Regions from separate parts of the Homo sapiens genome. Here region 1 is linked to region 2. Evidence: chromatin loops called from intact Hi-C (ENCODE). Cell type or tissue: endothelial cell of umbilical vein. All regions are shown on one strand. Each heading gives the region's core, and the rest is flanking DNA. Links, peaks and the distances in the headings are about the cores only. Region 1 overlaps TMEM236 (transmembrane protein 236). Region 2 overlaps MRC1 (mannose receptor C-type 1).

Region 1 (11,357 bases), core at 2,271-7,270, 68 kb after region 2:
AGTTACATAAAGATATTTGCAATACATATAATCAAAAAAGGCTTGTATAATCTGAATATGAAAATAAGTCTTCCAAATACGTTTTTAAAAGATAAGCAACACAATAAAAAATGGGCAAGATGAAAAGATGCTCAACATTGTTAATTACTGGAGAAATGTAATTTAAAAGTACAGTGAGATTCAGGATCGTACCCACCAGAAGAGCTGAAATAAAAAGACACAATGATGCCTGGAGGGGTGCCTCACACCTGTAATCTCAGCATTTTGGGAGGCCGAGGCGGGTGGATCACCTGAGGTCAGGAGTTCGAGACCAGCCTGGCCAACACAGTGAAACCCCGTCTGTACTAAAAATACAAAAATTAGCCCATAGTGGTGGTGGGCACCTGTAATCCCAGCTGATGGGGAGCCTGAGGCAGGAGAATCGCCTGAACCTGGGAGGCGGAGCTTGCAGTGAGCCAAGATCACACGCACCACTGCACTCCAGCCTGGGCAACAGAGAAAGACTCTGTCTCCAAAAAAATAAGAAACAACGCAAGCGCTGGTGAATGCTCCTTCTCTGCTGGTGAGTTCTATAGAGATGCTATAGAAATCAGTACAATCTGTTTGAAAAGCTGTTTGACCTTATCTCTCACAATTTAACATTTCAATATCTCATGATCCATCAGTTCTGCTCCTGCATACATAACCAACAGAAATGCTTGCTCATGCACACCAAAAGACATATTCACAGATGTTCACTGCCGCATTCTCTGTAATTGCCAAAACTGGAAACAACCAAGATGGCGACCAAGAGTAGAACAGATAAGTAAATTATGATCTTTTCATAAAATGTAATACTCTACAGCTGAAAACGAATGAGCTTCAGGTATTTACAGAAACAGGAATGACCCTCACAACCATATTTTAAATAAAAGAAGCCAGACATCATTTGATTTCTCCTTGGAAAAATTTCAAAAACAGACAAACTAGCCTGCAGTATCAGAAGTCAAGTTAGAAGTGACTTCTGGAAAGGAGGGAAAGGGAGTCATTGAAAGGAGCATAAAAAAAGAGTGAGCAAGCAATGGGTTTCTGATACAAAAATAAAATAAAATAATAAATAAAAATAAAGGAGTGTGGGCATGGAGCCGGCCAAAGTTTCCTTCTTGACCTTGACTTGAGCGATGCTTACCCAGGGGGTTGCTTTGTGGTATTCCATTGTTACTGTACTTGTATGTTTCGTGCACTTTTCTGTTTATGTGTTATACTTCGGTGAAAATTAAGTAAGAAAAAAAGGAAAGGAAAGAAAAAGATGTAACAATGGAAGAGACATCATAAAAAAGAGCCAAAAAGGGCTATCGAGCTCCAGATATGCCATCAGTTTACCGCAGTGATGTTTCTTAAAAGGTTGTAAACTAAATTTTTACAGCTTTTGAGAACCTTCCAAATGATTTACAAGGTCTTTGAGAGGGGAAAAGACAGATCTAGATTGAAATATTCCCTGTTGCAGTTCACTGGAAGCAAAGCACATGTGAGTAACCTCCCAAAATTATTCTATGCCTTCATACATTGTCCTAATTTAGCATCTATGATGTATTCTAGCAGCACCTACAATGCATTCTAACAACCATGTAATTTCTAATGTCATACATTACTCGGTACTGCCCTGTCTCACAACACTTGTGATACTTGTTCTAATTGCCTGTTTATTTTTCTCTCTAATGTCAGAAAATTATATGAGAGACTCGGCCATATTTCCTGGGTCCCCTATGCCCTGTACCTAACAGTGCCTGGCCTGTAATATATACTTAATGAATATTTGCTTCACATACAAGTGAAATATCACAAGGTAAATTAAGTAATTTAGTAAATTAAGTATGCTTTGGGAAAATAAAAGTTATCTTCCACAGCACCTTGCAAATCAATAAGATTAGTGGGGCATTCTTCTCTGACCTTCTTGGATAATGAAGTACTTACAAGCCTGAAAGTTCTGCCTAAGATATTCCTGCCCTGCTGGTTTCTATCCAAGATCTTTTGAAGCTATATTTAGTCAAAACATAAACTCAGTATTATTTTCAAATAAATAACACATGCAAATTATTATCAATGGACATCTTATCAAAGGTATTAAAATGTAAGTGGTCCTTCCCTTAGATCTTGTTGTATTCATTTACAATTGAGGACAATCATGAAAAACATCAGGTTGGTAGAAGAAACAAATATAGATCAACTTTCACATTTTTCACTTTTTAAACGTTCAAATATCATTACTGTCTCACACACAAACACAAAATTAATTTTTAAAAATTGGCTACTAGACTTTCCTTCACAATCACAGAGGTAACAATGATCTCAGTACTTTAAATAACATATATTGCAACCTGGAAGAAGATTGGATTACATAGATGTCAAGAAATTTGTTGAGCACGCTGCTCTATCAAATTCCAATAACAAGAAATTATAAAATCTCATAATCTTGTAGCAGAAGAAATCAAAAATTCCATACCTCAGTCACTGCTATGGAAAAGGTGAGGCAGGGCAGTGTGGTGAGGACCACACACATCATCAGAACAGGTCTCCTAGCAAAGGAGAAAAAATAAGCCAAAGCAATCATGGACAAGATCGACAGTTCCTCTTACATTTTGCTAATTTTGCAGTTCCTGTTCCATTCATCTATAGTTTTTCTAAGAAGCTGCTGCTTCCCTATTTCCATTTCCCAAATGTTTGCATATGGCAAAGAGGAACACGCGCAGAAACCAGAATGCTTCTTCTAGAACAAAGGGGTGAGAGATTTCCAAATAATTAGCAAACCACAAACTATTAAAAGCATCAAATCGCAAGTCAAATGACATTCAACATGTTCATAATTCATTAATTAAAATCCTGCCCAAGAGGTCAGGCTGTAGTGACCAACTGAATAAATGAACAGCATGACTTTCAAGTTATATTATATCCCATGTTGTAAAATTTATATTTCAAAAAGTACATTTAGAGATGATAAACTATTAAATATTTAAAGATCACTTAAAAACATTTACATTTTTTTACTAGAACCAAAAAAAACCATACACACATAAAAATGACATAATTTTTCAAACTTGTTTTTGGACCACTTCTTAAACCTTGCATGATCAACCAATCAAATAGCTATTGAGATATAATATGTAGAAAATAGTATATCTTATGACACAGAAAATTTAAATGTGGCCGGGCACGGTGGCTCACGCCTGTAATCCCAGCATTTTGGGAGGCCAAGGCAGGTGGATCACGAGGTCAGGAGATCGAGACCATCCTGGCTAACATGGTGAAACCCTGTCTCTACTAAAAATACAAAATATTAGCCGGGCGTGGTGGCGAGCACCTGTAGTCCCAGCTACTCAGGAGGCTGAGGCAGGAGAACGGCGTGAACCCGGGAGGCAGAGCTTGCAGTGAGCCAAGACTGTGCCACTGCACTCCAGCCTGGGCGACAGAGCGAGACTCTGTCTCAAAATAAATAAATTAATTAATTAAAAAAATAGAAAATTTAAATGTATGTTTAGCATCCTTAATTTATGGGACAAGAAAAGATACCTGCTCAAAGGTTTTCTACAATGAAATATTTACCTCCTCTTTGATTCGTTAATATATATTATGTTAATTCCATTTATATAATGTTTTCTATGTACAAGCAGTGTTGAATGCTTTCAAATTATTAATTTCTCCACAGTCATAAAAAAGAATGAAATCATGTCCTTCGCAGCAACATGGCTGTAGCTGGAGGCCACTATCCTAAACGAATTAACTCAGGAACAGAAAACCAAATACTGTATGTTCTCACTTATAAGTGGGAGCTAAACGTTGGGTACTCATGGACATAAAGGTGGGAATAGACACTGGGGACCATTACAGAGGGGAGGGTGGAAAGGGGTCAAGGGTTGAAAAATTACCTTTTGGGTACTATTCTCACTAACTGGGTGGCAGGATCAGTCACACCCCAGACCACAGCATCATGCAACATACCAGTGTAACGAACATGCACATGTACCTCCTGAATCTAAAATACAAGTTGAAATTATAAAGAATAAAATAATAGAGAACAATTTCTCTTTGGCGCTGTCTTGCCTCCCCCATCCCAGCACCATCTTAGATGTCCTAGGTGTAAATATAAATTAGAAGATGAGATTACCCCTCTCTCATGGCCAGACCCAGTATAACCTGGCTAAGACCAGCCTGATGGAATTTTCAACTGGTAGCTTTGTCTGTTTGTCTGAGCCAAGATCCAAGTTCCTACAACACTAAGTTCTCTAAGTAAGATTGGACAAGCCACTCATAAAGTTCTCTTCTTCTCAACCTGACCTCTAAACGATGACAATGCCCCAGAGATTATTCCCGGGCTTGTTCTTTATCTATATTATCTTCCTGGATTATCTCATCCGTTCCCATTGCTTCAAATACCACTCATTTGCCCAGGACTCCACAATATATTCTGGTGTTTTTCCTGAACTCTGACTTGTCTACCCAACTGTTAGGCACTTCCACTTGGATGGCAAAGACACAACTCAGACTTACCATGTCCGAAACAGAACCCAAGTCCTCCTCCATACTTGTTCCAGCCCATCATCTAATCCTGTCTGATTTACTGCCAAAGTCCACTTCAAACTCCTTTTCTGCCAACACCATAGTTCATCCACTGTCACCTCTCATCTGCCGTATTTCCTAACTGGTTTCCTGTTGGTGGTTCTATTCTTGCCTAGCAACATTGTCTTCACGTTTTTTAAATGAAGTCATGCTTTTAAAATGTAAAACACGTCTTGTCACTGCTCCAATGTTGGGGAAAGGAAGGGGTTATTGGTTAATGGGTATAAAGCTTTAGTCCTGCAAGATGAAAGAGTTTTGTGGATGGATGGTGGCAACAGTCACACAACAATGTAAATGTACTTAATGCCACCGAACTGTACCCTTAAAATGATTAAGATGGTAAATTTCACATTATATGTATTTTATCACAATTTAAAAAAATCTTTGATGAACACACAATGTAATTAGAAGAAAACTGAAACTTATTACCCTAGTCTACATGCTGTACATGATATGGTTTCTCTCTTATTGCTCCTACTCTCATATATAGTATAGGAAACACATACAGGCACACACACACACACACACACACACACACACACATGAGTTGTATACATAGCCCTATGACTACCTAGAAATCTGCTGATTCTTTGTTTATTGTTTGTCATCTTCCTCTTTCCTCATCCCCCGAGGTAAGTTCTGTGGAAGCCCGGACCGTATCTGACTTGTTTGCTACTTTATTTCCAGCAACTAGAATAATGTTTCTGAATCATTTTTGTGCGATGAAACTTCGGAGAATCTAGTGAATCCTATGAAACCTTCTCAGGACAACATTTTTAAATGAGTAAAATAAAATATACAGATTTTTAGAAAATAAATCAATTATATTGAAATTATCCAAATTTTAAAAATTACCTAAAGTCTTTTTTAAAAAAATTGTATACAGTTTATGGTTCTTTTTTAAAGAATTATGTAGTAATCCAAATTCTTTTTAAAGTTTAAACTTGGATGAGAAACAATTTAATCATTTCTTTCATTAACCTCATAACAATATATGTGCCTATCTATGAACACATTGTCTTTTTTTTATTTTCTTTGAAGCAGGCCAGGCCTGGTGGCTCATGCCTGTAATTCCAGCACTTTGGGAGGCCAAGGTGGGTGGATCACTCGAGCCCAGGAGTTTGAGACCAACCTGGGCAACACAGCAAATCCTCGTCTCTACAAAAAAAAAAAAAAAAAAAAAACCACAAAAATTAGCGAGGTGTGGTGGTGTGTACCTGTAGTCGCAGCTACTTGGGAGGCTGAGGCAGGAGAATCTCTTGAACCCCAGGAGGCAGAGGTTGCAGCAAGCCAAGATCACGCCACTGCACTCCAGCCTGGGTGACAGAGCGAGACACTGTCTCAAAAAAAAAAAAAAGATGGGGAGTACTTAAGATCTAGTAAAAATTGTAATCACTCATAATTTCAAGATAGTGAAGATCATAAACCATATACTGAAGTCTCTCCTACAACCGTTGTGACATATGAAAAGATCTGTGATACATGGTCTGAAAAGCTCTATGTAATAAAGTTACAGGTCCTGCTAATATTACTGTGGTTTGTTACCAACATCCACATCAGAAAAGACTGGTAGCTTTCAATTAGAGGTTAATGAAAGAAACAATGTAAATTGTTTCTCATCCAAGTTCAAGAACTTCATGATGCTAGAGAATGTCCAACACATAGTAGGAATTCAATAAATACTAAATGAAGGGACTCATTAATAAATAAATACAACCCAAGTCTATGTTTTATTTAACCAGAAGTTATGTTAATCTGTGTTTGAAAATCTTGACTTACTGCTCGTATATGCTTATATATATATATTTTTTGAGATGGAGTCTTACTCTATCACCCAGGCTGGAGTGCAATGGCTGATCTCAGCTCACTGCAACCTCTGCCTCCCAGGTTCAAGTGATTCTCCTGCCTCGGCCTCCTGAGTAGCTGGGATCACAGGCACATGCCACCACGCCTGGCTAATTTTTGTATTTTTAGTAGAGACGGGGTTTCACCATCTTGGTCAGGCTGGTCTGGAACTCCTGACCTCGAGATCCACCCACCTCGGCCTCCCAAAGTGCTGGGATTACAGGCGTGAGCCACCATGCCCGGCTGGATATGCTTATAATTTGTTGAGTATTATGGGTCAAATGGTGTCTCCCCAAAAAGATATGTTGAAATCCCAAACCCCAGTACTTCAGAATGTGATCTTATTTGGAAATAAGATCTTTACAGAGATAATCAAGTTAAATAAGATCATTAAGGTGGGTCCTAATCCAATATGACTGGTGTTTTTATAAAATTGGGGAAATTTGGTGACAGAGTTGCACAGAGGGAAGACTGTGAAGAAACTCAGGAAGCATATCATGTGATGATGAAGGCAGAAATCACAGTGATGCATTTACAAGCCAAGAAACATCAAAGATTGCCAAAAAAAAACAACAGAAGCAAGGAGAAAGACATGGAACAAATTCTCTCTCATATCCCTCGGAAGGAAGCAATCCTACCAATATCTTGATCTCAGTGTTTTCAGCTCTGGAATTTTGAGGCAATAAATTTCTGTTGCTCAAGCCATCCAGGTACTTTGTTGTCGCATTTCTAGGAAACTTAACGCCAATTTTGCGACTGCAATGTGGAATGCTGCTGTAACACCTAAAGATGTAGAAGTGGCTTTGGAGTTGAGGAATGAGTAGAGACTGGGAGAGTTGTGAGAAGCACAATAGAAAAAGCCTAGATTGCCTTGAAGAGACTGTTGGTAGAAACACAGGTGTTAAAGGAGATTCTAGTGAGGGCTCAGAAAGAAAAGAGGAGGGATATAGAGAAAGCTGTTAGCATCTTAGAGAGTAGATACATTGTCATGAACAGAGTATTGCTAGAAATATGAATGCTAAGGTGCTTCTGGTGAGGTTTAAGATGGAAATGAGGAACATATTATAGGAAACTGGAGGAAGGGTGATCCTTTCTATGAAATGGCAGAAAATTTGGCTGTACCGTGCTCTGTTGGATAGAAAGTAGAACTTGTAAGTAATGAACTGAGATATTTAACCGAGGATGTTTCTAAGCAAAGTGTTGAAGGCACAGCCTGTTTCCTCCCTGCTGTTTACAATAAAATGTGAATGAAGAAAGAGAGATAAGTTGAAAAAGGAATTTTTAAGCAAAAAGGAACTAGAACTTGAAGATTTGACAAATTCTCAGGCTATCCATATTGCAAATGATAAGAAACTATGCTCAGAAGAGAACACCAAGGCTGTGGTTTGTGAATCCAGTCAACCATCTCAGCAGAAATACTGCTGTCTTGGACTGAAGGTTGCAGAGGTAAGATGAAATGAAGGAATGCTGTTGGACTTCTAGGACTCCAGGGAGAAAATGGGTTGATGGAGCTATTTGGCTGCAAATGTGTTATCTTTCAGAAAAGGGAAAAATGACTTTGACAGTGGTTCCAAAGCCAGGGAGACTGGTGCTGCAACCACAAGCCCAGAGGCGCCCAACTTAAAACCACAGGGCAGAGCTATGACCATGCAAGGCTGAGGGGTTGGGGCCACTACAGTCATAGGCCTGGATGATGGGCTCAGGAATCAGCATCAAGACACAGAGGATTATTTTTAAACCTTAAAAGCTAACGGGATTTTCCTTCCTAGCTTTTGAACTTGCATGGGACCCACGACTCCTGTTCCCCTTCCAATTTCTCCCTTTCAGAATGGTAATGTCTATCCTGCTCCACCATTGTATGTGGGAAGCAAGTAACTTTTTGTCCAGCTTCACAGGTTTGCAGATGGAAAGAAACTCTGACCCAGGAGGAATCATATCCCAAGTCTTGCCTATACCTTGTTTGGATGATTTTGAGGGAAAGTTTTGGGATTTTGAGTTGATGATGTGTAGTTGAGATTTGGGACTTAGAGTTGATGCTGGGATGATTAGGACTTTTGGAGGTGTTGAGATGAATGAGTCTATTTTGCACACCAAAAGAACATGAATTTTGGGAGGGTCAGAGAGTGAAATCCTATGGGTTGAATTATATACCCCAAAACAGACATGTGTAAGTCCCAGCCCCCAGTACCTCCGAATGTGACCTTATTTGTAAATAGGTCTTTATGGAGGTCATCAAGTGAAAACAGGGTGTAAGGGGAGACTCTGATCCAATATGACTGGTGTCCTTTTAAAAAGGGAAAATCTGGGGCTGGGCGTGGTGGCTCGTGCCTGTAATTCCAGCACTTTGGGAGACTGAGGTGGGCAGATCACAAGGTCCAGAGATCAAGACCATCCTTGCCAACATGGTAAAATCCCATCTCTACTAAAAATACAAAAATTAGCTTGGCATGGTAGTGCGCGCCTGTAGTCCCAGCTACCCGGGAGGCTGAGGCTTGAATCTGGGAGGCAGAGGTTGAGGTGAGCCAAGATCGCACCACTGCACTCCAGCCTGGGAGACAGAATGAGACCCCGTCTCAAAAAAAAAAAAAGGGAAAATCTGAAAACAGACATGCAGGTGGGGAAGACTAAGCGAGGACACATAGGAAGAATGCCATGTGAAGATGAAGGCACAGATCAGAGTGATGCATCTACAGGTCAAGGAACACCAAAGATTGCCAGCAACCACCAACAGCCAGGAGAGAGGCACAGAGCCTTCCTTACTTACATCTCTCACAAGGAACCAACCTTGCCGTCAGCTTGATCTTAGACTTCTCACCTCCAGAACTTTCAGGTATTTCAGAATTTGAAACAAATTTCTGTTGTTTAAGCCACCAAGTTTGTGATACTTTGTTATAGCAGTCCTAGGAAGTACTACAAATAACAGAATTTAGGTTGGAAATACAACAGACACTTCTTTGAAAGACTATTCATGCTGCAAAGAATGCAAGTTTGCGACCACAGTAGGATTGGCTAAAGAAAAGGATACGTGGGCATGGTGTAATTTCCACATGAAAGACTGAGTTAGGGTACTGCCGATAGATCTCTGTGTGCATCATAATAAACTGGCAATGAGAGGGACCCTCCTAGGAATGGGACCTATTAACGATGAACTCAGTAAGCTCAGCCACATTGGGTTACAAATTCCTGTTTGTGCAGCAAGGATTCTGGCCCTGAGATTTCTCATAGAGGAAGCATGGTGGGTGGAAAGGATCAGATGAGAACTTGGGAGATGACACTCTGCTCAGAAACATAAAACTTTTTACCTAACTCATGAAGTTAACGTTTCCCTGCCCATCTTTCAAGGCTCTCCAAAATCTAGTATTAACATTCCAACATATATTAACACTCAGCTCTTTACGACAACTCAATGAGTTCATATCATGCCACAGGCTAAGCGCTACAGGAAATAATTTTACATACGACAACCCCACAACAACCCTCTGAGTGAGGTATCAACCCTTTTTTTACAGGTGATGAAACTGAGGTTGAAGGCTGAATTAATTTGCCCAAGATCCTGTGGCTGGGAAGTGAAAGATGAATTCTAATCCAGGTCTTGAGGACTCCAAAACTCACGCCCCTAACCACTCTGCGATGCTGCCAACCCATTTCTCACCACCTGCTCCTTTCTAAGCAAGTAGGTCTTTTCCCACCTCTTAAATAATTCACTATATCAACTCATTCCTCATACTCATCCTCCTCCTCTGGATGCCCTCCCACACCCATCTTTCCAAGCTCAGTGAAAATCAAGATTTCCTTATGAGACTTTCTCTGATTACTCCAAAGCACAGTGTTTTTCTAATAAGCCTGAGTCCATAAACCACATGTGCTAAAAAGCTGCTGACTTCAAGGCACTGTAGTGGGCTGATGGGGCAGGGTAGAAAGGGATGGGTAGGAAGGATGAATCAAATAGGACATCTCCCTTACTGTCAGCATTGAGGGTTTTCTTTTCTTTTTTTAATAGAAAGACAGGGTCTTGCTATGTTGCTGAAGCTGGTTTCAAACTCCTGGCCTCAAGTGATCCTCCCACCTCAGCCTCCCAAGTAACAGAGACTACAGTCATGCACCACCATGCCCAGGTAACTTTTTTTTTAACGTCCTGTAGAGACAGGGTCTCGCTGTGTTGCCCAGGGTGGTCTCAAACTCCTGCTCTCAAGCAATCTTCTTGCCTCAGCCTACCAAGTCTGTGCCCAGTAAGCACTAAGTTTTGATGATGCTCTTCTCTGGGATATTAAAGGACTAGTGGTGGGTCACATAAAATTTGGTGGTTTGTTATAAATTGGTTTATATCATTTTCTAGTTTCTTCATATGCAACTATCCAGACTCCACAGTGGACTACAGAGTCCCTGAGGATGGAGGCAGTACCTGAGCACAAAGGCTTGTACCTGCAGTAGCCTGGAAATAATGCTGGCTAACATGAAGAATTCGTGTAGGGAGGCTGGGCATGGTGGCTCATGTCTATAATCCAAGCACTTTGGGAGGCCGAGGCAGATGGATTGCCTGAGTTCAGGAGTTCGAGACCAGCCGGGCAACCTAGCAAATCCTGTCTCTACAGGAAATTTAAAAATTAGTCAGGTGTCATAGTGCACACCTGTAGCCCAGCTACTCAGGGAGGATCACTTGAGCCTGGGAAGTTGAGGCTGGAGTGAGCTATGATCATGCCACTGCACTCCAACCCGGGTGACAGAGCAAGACCCTGTCTCGACAAAAACCTAAATATATATATTTATATATAATAAAACCTAAATATATATATATATGTATGTGTGTATATATATATATATATATATATATATATATATATATATATATATGAAATTCAGATAGGTAAATATATACCTATTTAAACAAACCCATAGAGCAGACTCATGGATCACTATTA
Region 2 (10,293 bases), core at 4,912-9,911:
TTGGGAGGCTGAGGCGGATGGATCAACTGAGGTCAGGAATTCGAGATCAGCCTGGCCAACATAATGAAACCCCATTTCTACTAAAAATACAAAAAAATCGGCCGGGGAGCTGGCGGGCACCTGTAATCCCAGCTACTTGGGAGGCTGAGGCAGGAGAATTGCTTGAACCTGGGAGGCAGAGGTTGCAGTGAGTGGAGATCACACCACTGCACTCCAGCCGGGGTGACAGAGTGAGACTCTGTCTCAAAAATAAAAATAAAAATAAATGGAGGAGAAAAAGCTAATGGGAGAGCTAGATGGGCAGCATGCTGTGCTCCCAGAACTAAAACTGTCTCAATATCTTCAACTCAGCCTACTGAAGAAGACTTTCAGCAGCTATGCCTTATCCATTTCTTAGTGGAAACTGATTAAAGAACCAGATAAAGTCAACGTTGCTAAAGGGATGAATGTAGGCATTGATACATTTCACATGCGTTTTGCTACTCTAATATATGATTTAAAAACCAGTACTCCCCAAACTAGCTTCACCTTCCACCTGAAGACAGGGTGAATGAGCCACATTCTGTTAATACCTATGCTTTGTGACCTCCAATGTGTATGTAACCTGTGCCTGAATGTCACTTCCTTTCCTGCAAGACGGAAATCATATTACCTGCTCCACAAAGTCTGGAGCAGGTAATAACCTAAATAACCTTTTTAAAGTTTTGGTGGTATTCTTTGTGTGGTAATTAAATGATTTTTTTAAAGTTTATTTAACTACCACACAAAGAAAATAATGGTTAGTAATAAGCATTAAGTTATCTTTTTTTTTTCTTTTTGAGATGGAGTTTTGCTCTGTCACTCAGGCTAGAGTCCAGTGGCGTGATCTCAGCTCACTGCAACCTCCACCTCCTGGGTTCAAGCAATTCTCTGCCTCAGCCTCCTGAGTAGCTGGGACTACAAGTGCCCACACCATGCCCAGCTAATTTTTGTATTTTTAGTATAGACGGGGTTTCACCATCTTGACCAGGCTGGTCTTGAACTCCTGACCTCGGGATCCACCCGCCTCAGCCTCCCAAAGTGCTGGTATTACAGGCGTGAGCCACTGCACCTGGCCAAAGTTATCTTAAAGTTAGTAATAAGCATAAAGTTATCATAAAGTTAGTAATAAGCATAAAGGTATCTTAAACATTTGCTGATACTGTAACTAAAATAACAGGATAACTGAACTAACAGATAAGGTATCAGCACTAAAAAGAAACTTTCAAACAAATACATTTCTAGCTCTAAGTTATTAATTGATGTGCTAATTAGTAAATCATATTACACATTTATTTATCAATACAATACCTCTCTCAACTTTGAGACATCAACTAGTGGTTTTGATGTTTACCATAGTTATTATATATTTGAATTCACACTTGTACATCATTTATGCAAAACATCCTCACTTCAAAAGTGAATATATTTTAATATTTTCATTACTTGGTAATTATTCAATTGAATGCTTGACTGAACAAATATGAAACCGATTTTTAATTTCCACAAGATCTCTAATTTTAGTTGGAAGAAACTCTCATACTATTTCGCAAGGTGATTTAATCTTGCACCTACTTCTTAGGAATTGAAGTTTAATTTTAGAAAGCATTTGCTTCCCTTTCTTAATCATATTCCACTTTCATTCTTTACTCCACCCAAAGTTAACCCGGAAGTTTTCTCCCTGAACTCGTAGGATGCAAGCGGTTAAATATAATCATCACCCCCAAGTGAATAAATTAAATGACTGCCTAATATGTATAAAAATTTAGCAACACAAAGAAGAATAAATTCTAGTCCCCTAATAAGTTTTATTGTCTAATAATCTGATTGAGGCCAACTAGTATTCTCTAATTGCATCTGGCTGAATAGGTAGACAGACACCTAAATTTTCACGCACAAAAAAGGATATTTTATATGTATTCCCTTGCAGTAAGTCTTCCCATATTCCAGAAATTTTTACCTTCCATGTTCCAGAAAAAAATAGAACTGATTATTGGCTCAAGACTTGAGTGACAGCACTGTAACCATCATATGTTGAAGTAACGCTTTGAAACTGGAATTTCAGAGTAAAATCTAATTTATTTAAGCCAAAATATATTCTCTAAAAATTTTCTCGTGTTTTAGCATCTATTTGAAATATTATTTTATTGAAGTTTTTCTTCTTTTAATACAATAAACCAATATAGAAAATGGAGATTTTCGCCAGGCGCAGTGGCTCACGCCTGTAATCCCAGCACTCTGGGAGGTTGAGGCAGGCCACATCACTTGAGTTCAGAAGTTCGAGACTGGCCTGGCCAATGTGGGGAAATCCCATCACTACAAAAAATTAAAAAATTAGCCAGGCATGGTGGTGCATGCTTGTAATCCCAGCCTCTTAGGAGGCTGAGGCACAAGAATGACTTGAGCCAGGAAGGCTGAGGTTGCAGTGAGCTGAGACTGCGCCACTGCACTCCAGCCTGGGCAACAGAGTGAGACCCTGTCTCAAAAACAAAAACAAACAAACAAACAAAAATGGAGAGTTTAGTTTTCTAAGCCAAATGCGAAAACCACTCAATGGCTTTAAAAGAGAAGTCTGACTGTCTGAAGAACACCGTATTATAATGGTATGGCCCATAGGAGATTTGATAAGATGTGACCAATATGATACTTCTCTCCTTTCCCACACCCACGGCAGACGTCACTAATCATTAATTGCACTCTTTCCTAAAAAAAAAAAAAAAAAATGGCACTGGGGTGGGATTGAGGGGTGGGGATTGAATTTATACCCAATAGAAGGCCTCAAGTGGCTACTAACGCCAGTTGGTACTGGTGAATAAGAAAAACTTTATATCATTTTTTTGTTTTCTCTAAATAGTTGCTCAATATGTAAACTTATTTTATATTCTGTTACTTTCATGTTATGACAATGTAGAAATAATTAGTTCACAGCATTTTCTATCCTCTAAAAAAATTAGAAAGCTGTTGTAGGTTTTATCATCCCCAACTCTGTTTTTCTATAAACTACTGTTGAGAAACCTCTAATGAATTTTTATGCTAGTATGGAATATCATAAGCTGTAACTGAGATAGTATTTTTAAGCCGATGTTATTAAATCAAAAACAGGAAAAGTGGGTGTTAATGTAGATGTTAAAATCACTGTCACAAGGACAGCAATATTGCAAATACCTCATGACTCAAGGTACAGTCATAAAAAATCTCTCCAACCCAAAATAATTTCAATCCACTTGTCAAACTTTACAAAGAGATGTTGGCTAATCCTCTCAAGGATGTTGACAAAGTCAATGCAACAGCAAGTATATAGTAACAATGCAAGTAGCATATTTAGTAAATCATGTTTAAGAGTAGCCACAACATCTGCTTTTGAATATAGTACCCAACACATCAGGGATACTCTGAGAACTGAAACTTTAAACAGAGACCTTTATTGTTTTGTGTGAGAATCCTGGCAGACAAATCCCTATCCCAGGAAGCTGGTATAACCTTACAATTCAGTAAATGGAAATCTAGCATAGATTTCAAAACAAGGTGAAATGAACTGTATTTGATGAAGTCTCCCAATTCTTCTCTTTGAGATCAACAGGTGAGATAATAAACGTCTTCGGGGCGTCTAGATGACTTAAATTTGGATTAATTCGACACAAACAGGCTTAACCCTACCTGGTAACCAGTTCAAATATCGGAAAGGACTGCGGTCACTCCACTGCCAACCGCTGTTGAAGCTCAGACTGTTAAGTCCAATCCAGAGTCCTGAGGTCAAGGAACTGGTTAATCCTATATTTTTAAAGAAAGCAAAACAAACAAACAAGAACTTGGCATTCAGAAAACAGTTGAAATTAAATTCAGAACTAAGTGCTTGAATCAAAATGTCACTGAGGGAAGTAACAATAATCATGCCTACCATGTCTCCTTTGATTCTCCTGACAACCTAAGGCAAGTAAAATTATTACCTTCACTGATAGGTGGGGAAACGGAGGCAGAGGCAGCATAGGTAATCTGGTAAGATTTTTAAAGTTCCAACCCAGATCTAATGAGGCTTCAAACCCCATCATCTTGACTATTATCTACTTTCTCAAGGATAGTGTAAAGTCTTCTTGTGTGAATATGAATAGGTGTTACCTCCACTGCATATTTCAAACCTTATTCTAAGAATTTTATTTTATCATTTTTTAAAGTCAATTTCTCTTCTTCGTTAACATGATGATTAAATACTAATCACTAAGTGCTTATGCTAACACCAAGGATGCTTTGCTTAAGCAGTGAAGAAATCAAAAATACAATGTTTCCAATTCTGTTCTAGGACTGATGTGGAAGTCATAAAACCAGAAACAACACGGACCTCAGCTCTTCAGCGGTAAACACTCTAACCTATTATTACCGCTCTTTTTTTTTTTTTTTTTTGAGTTGGAGTCTTGCACTGTCGCCCAGGCTGGAGTTCAGTGGCTCAATCTCCACTCACTGCAACCTCCTCCTCTCGGGTTCAAGCGATTCTCCTGCCTCAGCCTCTCGAGTAGCTGGGATTACAGGTGACCGCCACCACGCCTGGCTAATTTTTTTTTTTTGTATTTTTAGGAGGGATGACATTTCACTATGTTGGCCAGGCTGGTCTCAAACTCCTGACCTCAGGTGATCCGCCCACCTCAGACTCCCAATATGCTGGGATTACAGGCGTGAGCCACCATACCCTGCCACCTCTATCTTTTTTGAAACCATCAATGAGAATTCTCTGTTCTGAGTTATTTTAATTGATCAAAAGCAATTAATTAAAATAAAAACTATCCTTTGGCTTTTAAAAACATTTTTTAAATTTATTTTTATTTTTTAGAGATGGAGTCTCACTATGGTGCTCAGGTTGCTCTCCAACTCCTGGGTCCAAGCGTTCCTCCTACCTCAGTCTCCTAAATAGCTGGGACTACAGGGTACACACCACTGTACTCAACAACCTTCAAAAAAATTCTTTAAAAGAATTTTCACAAATTCTTTAAAGTTGTACTAACTTAAATATAATTATCTTTCTACTTGCACAGACGTATTCTACAGGACATGCTCCTAAAAGTAGCATTTTAATACTAGCTATTCCCAAAACCAATTTACTCAGGGATTTTAAAAAACTTAATTACGAAAATAAGTGTATTTAAGTTTTAAAAATTATAAATAATTCGCTGATTAAAGAAGAACTGAAGTAGATATTGAGACTGCGTAACTAAATTACTATGTTTGGCATCATGAGAAATGATAATAGCTCTTTAAGAGAATTACCTTTTGACATCTTTTACCAGCTCTAAGTACTTATAAACTTGTCTTGAAGAACTGAATTAGTTAATACTTTTTAAAACAAGGCCTGACATATGGTATATGCCCCATAAATATAAGTTACTACTGTTATTATTACCATTATTATTATTATTATCAATAGCTTCATATTAAGGTTGGCAAAGGTGTGACTTAGAAGCAAAATTCAAATCTTGGGTTAAAATATATCTCTTAAAGCAGATGGGTGTTGTCCACAAATAATTTTCTCTAATATGCTTTTGTAATTTTATAAAAGAGCAGACCAAAATATTTTAGTATTGCTGCACAAAGCAACAATTCCACATGCTAAATTTTTGTTGTTTGTTTTGTTTCCAGACACCAACTCAAACCAGAAATTTTTTTTGTACAGTTGGGGTCTTACTGTAGTGCCCAGGCTGATCTCGAACTCCTGAACTCTAACAATCCTCCCACCTCAGCCTCCCAAGGCTCTGGGGTTACAGGCGTGAGCCACTGCGCCCAGCCTCACATGCTCAAGGCGTAACTTTTCTGCATATATTGTCTGAAATGGTTATATACCAACTTTTGAACTTAGATGTAATAGAAGATACACAAATGTCCAATATTACACTGTTTTTTTTACTTTCTTTTTTTTTTTTTAATTGAGGTCCAATGTGTTTTTCAGGCAGTACCAAAGGAAACTGGTAAAAACCATCGGGGAAACAAGCCAAATTTCACTTCCTATATCTTATTTCAGTTCTGTAAATCCTCATCCTGCACATACGGAGCCACAAATCTGATTCAGGACTCAGAGACTCCATAGAGCGTCCCAACATTTTTCGGGGTAGAAACAGAAGGGAAGACGATAAAACAGCTGTGGGTAGTGTGCAAACGTGTTGCCAGGCAGAAACATTTCACCTGGCAGATAATATGAAATCAGATCACCACCAATCTGGAACACATTTACTGGAGCCAGGAAATGTTGACAAAATTAAGGGTTCTCATCAGTGCTTTGGGAACCAGCGGATCCCCGGGTGTTCTGTGCGTGAGACACAGGCAGGGTGAAATGGAAGACAGGGCTGAATTCCAGTTCAGCTGTTTTCTAAACAGGAGGCATTAAGCAAGTTTCCTAACTTCTCCCTCCTAGTCTGTTATCTCATCTATACAGTGGGGCTAATAATATTTATTCATGAGGTTGCTGTGGGCTTTAGAACTAAAGCCCAGAAACTAGTATGTAGTAGCTCTTCAGTAATTGGCAGACAATTTAATTAGAGTCATCAAACCAGGTTCTACATTTTTAAAAAATGATACTGACTGGCCGAGCATGGTGGCTCACGCCTGTAATCCCAGCACTTTGGTAGGCTGAGGCTGGTAGATCAGCTGAGCTCAGGAGTTCAAAACCATCCTGGGCAACATGGTGAAACCCTGTGTCTACTAAAATACAAAAAATTAGCCAGGCTTGGTGGCACATGCCTGTAGCCCCAGCTACTCAGGAGGCTGAGGCACGAGAATCACTTAAGTCCTAGTGCCACTGCACTCCAGCCCGGGCGACAGAGTGAGACTTTGTCTCAAAAAAAATAATAATAATAAATAAAATAAAATAAAATAAAATAAAAAGATACAGACTTTTCAAAACCCTCACATAAAAGAAAACTTATTTTAAAAGTGTAAATATTTTGTAGGTTGTTTTTTCATTTTAATGGCATATTTTCCAAAATAGAGTGGATTGCAATTACACACTCACACCACTGTTTTCTGGATTATTCCCCAATATATCTCAATCAACACTGAGTATCATCCCTTTCTTTCAAATAAACAGTGGGGAGGGAATATCTTTCCCCTATTTTTTAAATTCCCTGTCAGAGTTTTTCTTGTCCTAATGCCTGACATTTTTTACTTAAAGAAAGGCAGGAAGTACTACAAATCTCGTTAGAGATGCCATTCTTATCCAGATGCCAGTGAAAATTTGCTGACTGAAATTCCGGAGGCTTGGATAAGATTCAAGTAAGTATCTGAGGTGAACCCAGCCTCTGGATCTCCTGGGGCTTGTTTGCTGTCCTGATAGACACAAGAAAAGCCCTTGCTGATTAGGGAAGCATTTCCTGCAGCTCGAGTCCGATAGCAGAGTCCGGGAACCAGGAAATGAGTCTGTGCTTGGGCAAAGCCGCTGTCCGCTCAGATCACTTGCTCCTTCTCTGTAGCTGGTGGAGAGCGCACAAAGTAACCTGTGCTCTGTCCCCAGGCTTCCAAGAGATAACACACCCCACAAATAAATTCAAACACAAAAACCAAAAACACATCAACTGAAACCATTTCACCTCTGCACCTCTGATATATTTTCTTTCCTTTTTTTTTAAATTTTTATTTATTTATTTATTTTTGAGACGAGTTTCACTCTTGTTGCCCAGGCTGGAGTGCAATGGTGCGATCTCGACTCACTGCAACCTCCACCTCCCAGGTTCAAGCCATTCTCCTACCTCAGCCTCCCGAGTAGCTGGGAATACAGGAGCCTGCCACCGTGCCCAGCTAATTTTTTGTATTTTTAGTAGAGATGGGATTTCACCATGTTGGCCAAGCAGGTCTCAAACTCCTGACCTCAGGTGATCCACCCACCTCGGCCTCCCAAAGTGATGGGAATACAAGGGTGAGCCACTGTGCCCAGACCACCTCTGATACATTTTCTCTCGTGCCTGCAAGTCTGCCCAAATAACCACAAGACTGCCTCGAATCATCTTTTCTATTCCTTAATCATCTACATAAATTTACTTTTGTCTATTCTGTACTTTCTCCTCTTCCTCCTTATTTTTGTGCATGGTTGTAAATATGAATCACTCTGATCCTTTCTGTTCCACTATTAGAAGGGTCCCAAAGGCTAATGCAAAACAGAATAATTGAGCAGACAGAGGAAGAACCCTATCTCTAAGACTATGAATCCACAGTGACATCATATTGCTTTTCTATCCTCGGTCTCCTTAATAATAACTTATAGGAGAGATGTGTTCTGGTTGGTGACGGGTGTCATCTGAAAATAGCTGGAAAAAGGTAGGTGCTAAGAAATGAGGCAAGGTAGGGAGTGTGCTCTTGCCCTTGTATTGGCTCACACACATTAGCTCTTTTAACAGACAAGGTCACCAAAGCACAGGTGCCTCAGCAAATCCCCACAAGCTCCCCCAGTTTCACAGAGCTGGGACCTAGGCAGTCTGGCTGCAGAATCTTTGCTCTCAGCCTCTCTGCTCTGCTGCCTGGTGTTAGCACCTGGATACAGCAGGAACTAACACAGTGTTTTGCCAGATATGGTCTTTCAACCAGCTGCCCCAGAATCACCCAGGAGTTTGACAAAAGGCAGATTCTTGTGCCCTGTGTCACACCTACTGATCTAGAGTCTTCGGGATCTCAGCCCAGGCATCATCACTTTAACAGAATTCCAAGGTGATGAATAAGCCACTTCACACAGAAGAACCACTGCATTTACTGTCTTCTTGCCATGACTGTCTAGTTTTCCAAACAGGAGACTGAATTTCTAAGTATTTTTATTTTGTTGCATGTTAACATGTCAGTCAGCAAATGTTTGGTGAGACCCTTCCTTGGAAGGCTCTGTGTGAACCTCCTTGGGGGAAGAGGGGTCATAAATATTCACAAGACATTCCCCGTTTTCAGCTATTTCCCCCTCTGACGCGATCTCCACATGGCCTTCAGTTTGCTTTCCATGCAGGACTTATTATAATTGGTACCTATTCATTTGTTTGTTTTCTTGTTTACATCTGTTTCTTCCCATTGGACTTTTAAGCTGCATGTGGACAAGACAGGGTCAGCTTTGATGTCCCCAGGACCTAGCACAAAGCCTGGCACATGGGTACAAGATATCTTGGGAATGAATGAATAAGTAAATAAATAATAACAAATTAATGTATTTATAGTGTTGTCAAGGAAGCAGGACATATGTGTAAGTAGCTATTATACTAATAAAAGTGGTAATAAGCAAATAAGAGAAATGCAGATGGAAATAGAATTGCATTTCAACTGTACACAATCGTGAGAATTCCAGGCAAAAGAAATGACATGGGAAAAGATGTGAGGGTGAGAATGGATGAGGAAAAACAAGGAATCCAAGACTGACTTTTCTTTTGTTGTGACCGCAAAATGCAAGACCGGGAATAGTACAGATGTTCAGCAGGTGGCAATCTTGAATGTCAGGCAAAATGTATTTTGTTAATTATTTGATGGGAAATGAGAAGCCACAAGGGGTTTTTTGAACATGGCAGTCATAGGAGCAGAGACAGACTAATATTAATATAGCCGTGTCCAGAAAAACTGGAGGGAGGAGATTTTGGGGGCAAGAAATCGGGGATGCTTTTGCTCCCACACTAATTTCTGATCCTAATCTCTCTGTTTCCCCAAGTGTATATTTTAGAAGCTAAAACGGATACTCTCTTCTCAAGCAAACTTTAGCCCTTTTAGTCTTCACAATCTAATAAAAACAGATATTTTAAAAACAAACACATTGGCCAGGCACGGTGGCTCACGCCTGTAATCCCAGCACTTTGGGAGGCCAAGGCAGGTGGATCACCTGAGGCCAGGAGTTCATGACCAGCCTGTCCAACCTAGTGAAACCCCGTCTCTACTAAAAATACAAAAAATTAGCTGGGCATGGTGGCAAGCACCTGTAATCCCAGCTACGTGGGAGGCTGAGGCAGGAGAATCATGTGAACCCGGGAGGTGGAGGTTACAGTGAGCTGAGATTGCGTCATTGCACTCCAGTCTGGGCTACAAGAGGGAAACTCCGTCTCAAAACAAAACAAAACAACACAACACAAAACAAAACAACATCAAAACCAAACACATTGTGGAAAGAGTATCAATAAAACCTGAAAACTGGTAGAGCCTGGGGGTTCGAGGGACAGGAGGCTAAAAGAACTCAGGGTTTCAGGGTTTCAAAACAGCCTCTGACTTGTCTCTGCCAGTGGTAGCAGTCTTTTAATTTATCATTTTGACCTCTATGAGGCTAATGAAAGACCTGTGGCTTCAGGT

Evidence for each region. Hi-C counts contacts between places; a loop is a spot of excess contacts. Peaks named below come from ENCODE experiments on the same cell type or tissue, not always from the same donor. Only the 100,000 strongest peaks of a DNase experiment are listed, where the experiment ranks them.
Region 1: it touches region 2 in a loop (4-fold over the local background); 2 of 110 quality-filtered maps call a loop at or near these places.

Annotation. Positions count from the first base shown.
Region 1 is chr10:17,762,507-17,773,863 of GRCh38, reverse strand. TMEM236 (transmembrane protein 236) reads right to left here. Exons shown (of 4, transcript NM_001098844.3): 2 at 2,483-2,555. Among named protein-coding and RNA genes, the nearest start is that of TMEM236, 16 kb to the right of the region's middle. In endothelial cell of umbilical vein, for the core only: no CTCF peak of the experiment used is centred there; a DNase peak (open chromatin) is centred at 4,673; H3K27ac peaks cover 1,472 bases.
Region 2 is chr10:17,834,189-17,844,481 of GRCh38, reverse strand. MRC1 (mannose receptor C-type 1) reads right to left here. Exons shown (of 30, transcript NM_002438.4): 5 at 3,676-3,789. Among named protein-coding and RNA genes, the nearest start is that of MIR511, 5.8 kb to the left of the region's middle. In endothelial cell of umbilical vein, for the core only: no CTCF peak of the experiment used is centred there; a DNase peak (open chromatin) is centred at 7,321; H3K27ac peaks cover 896 bases.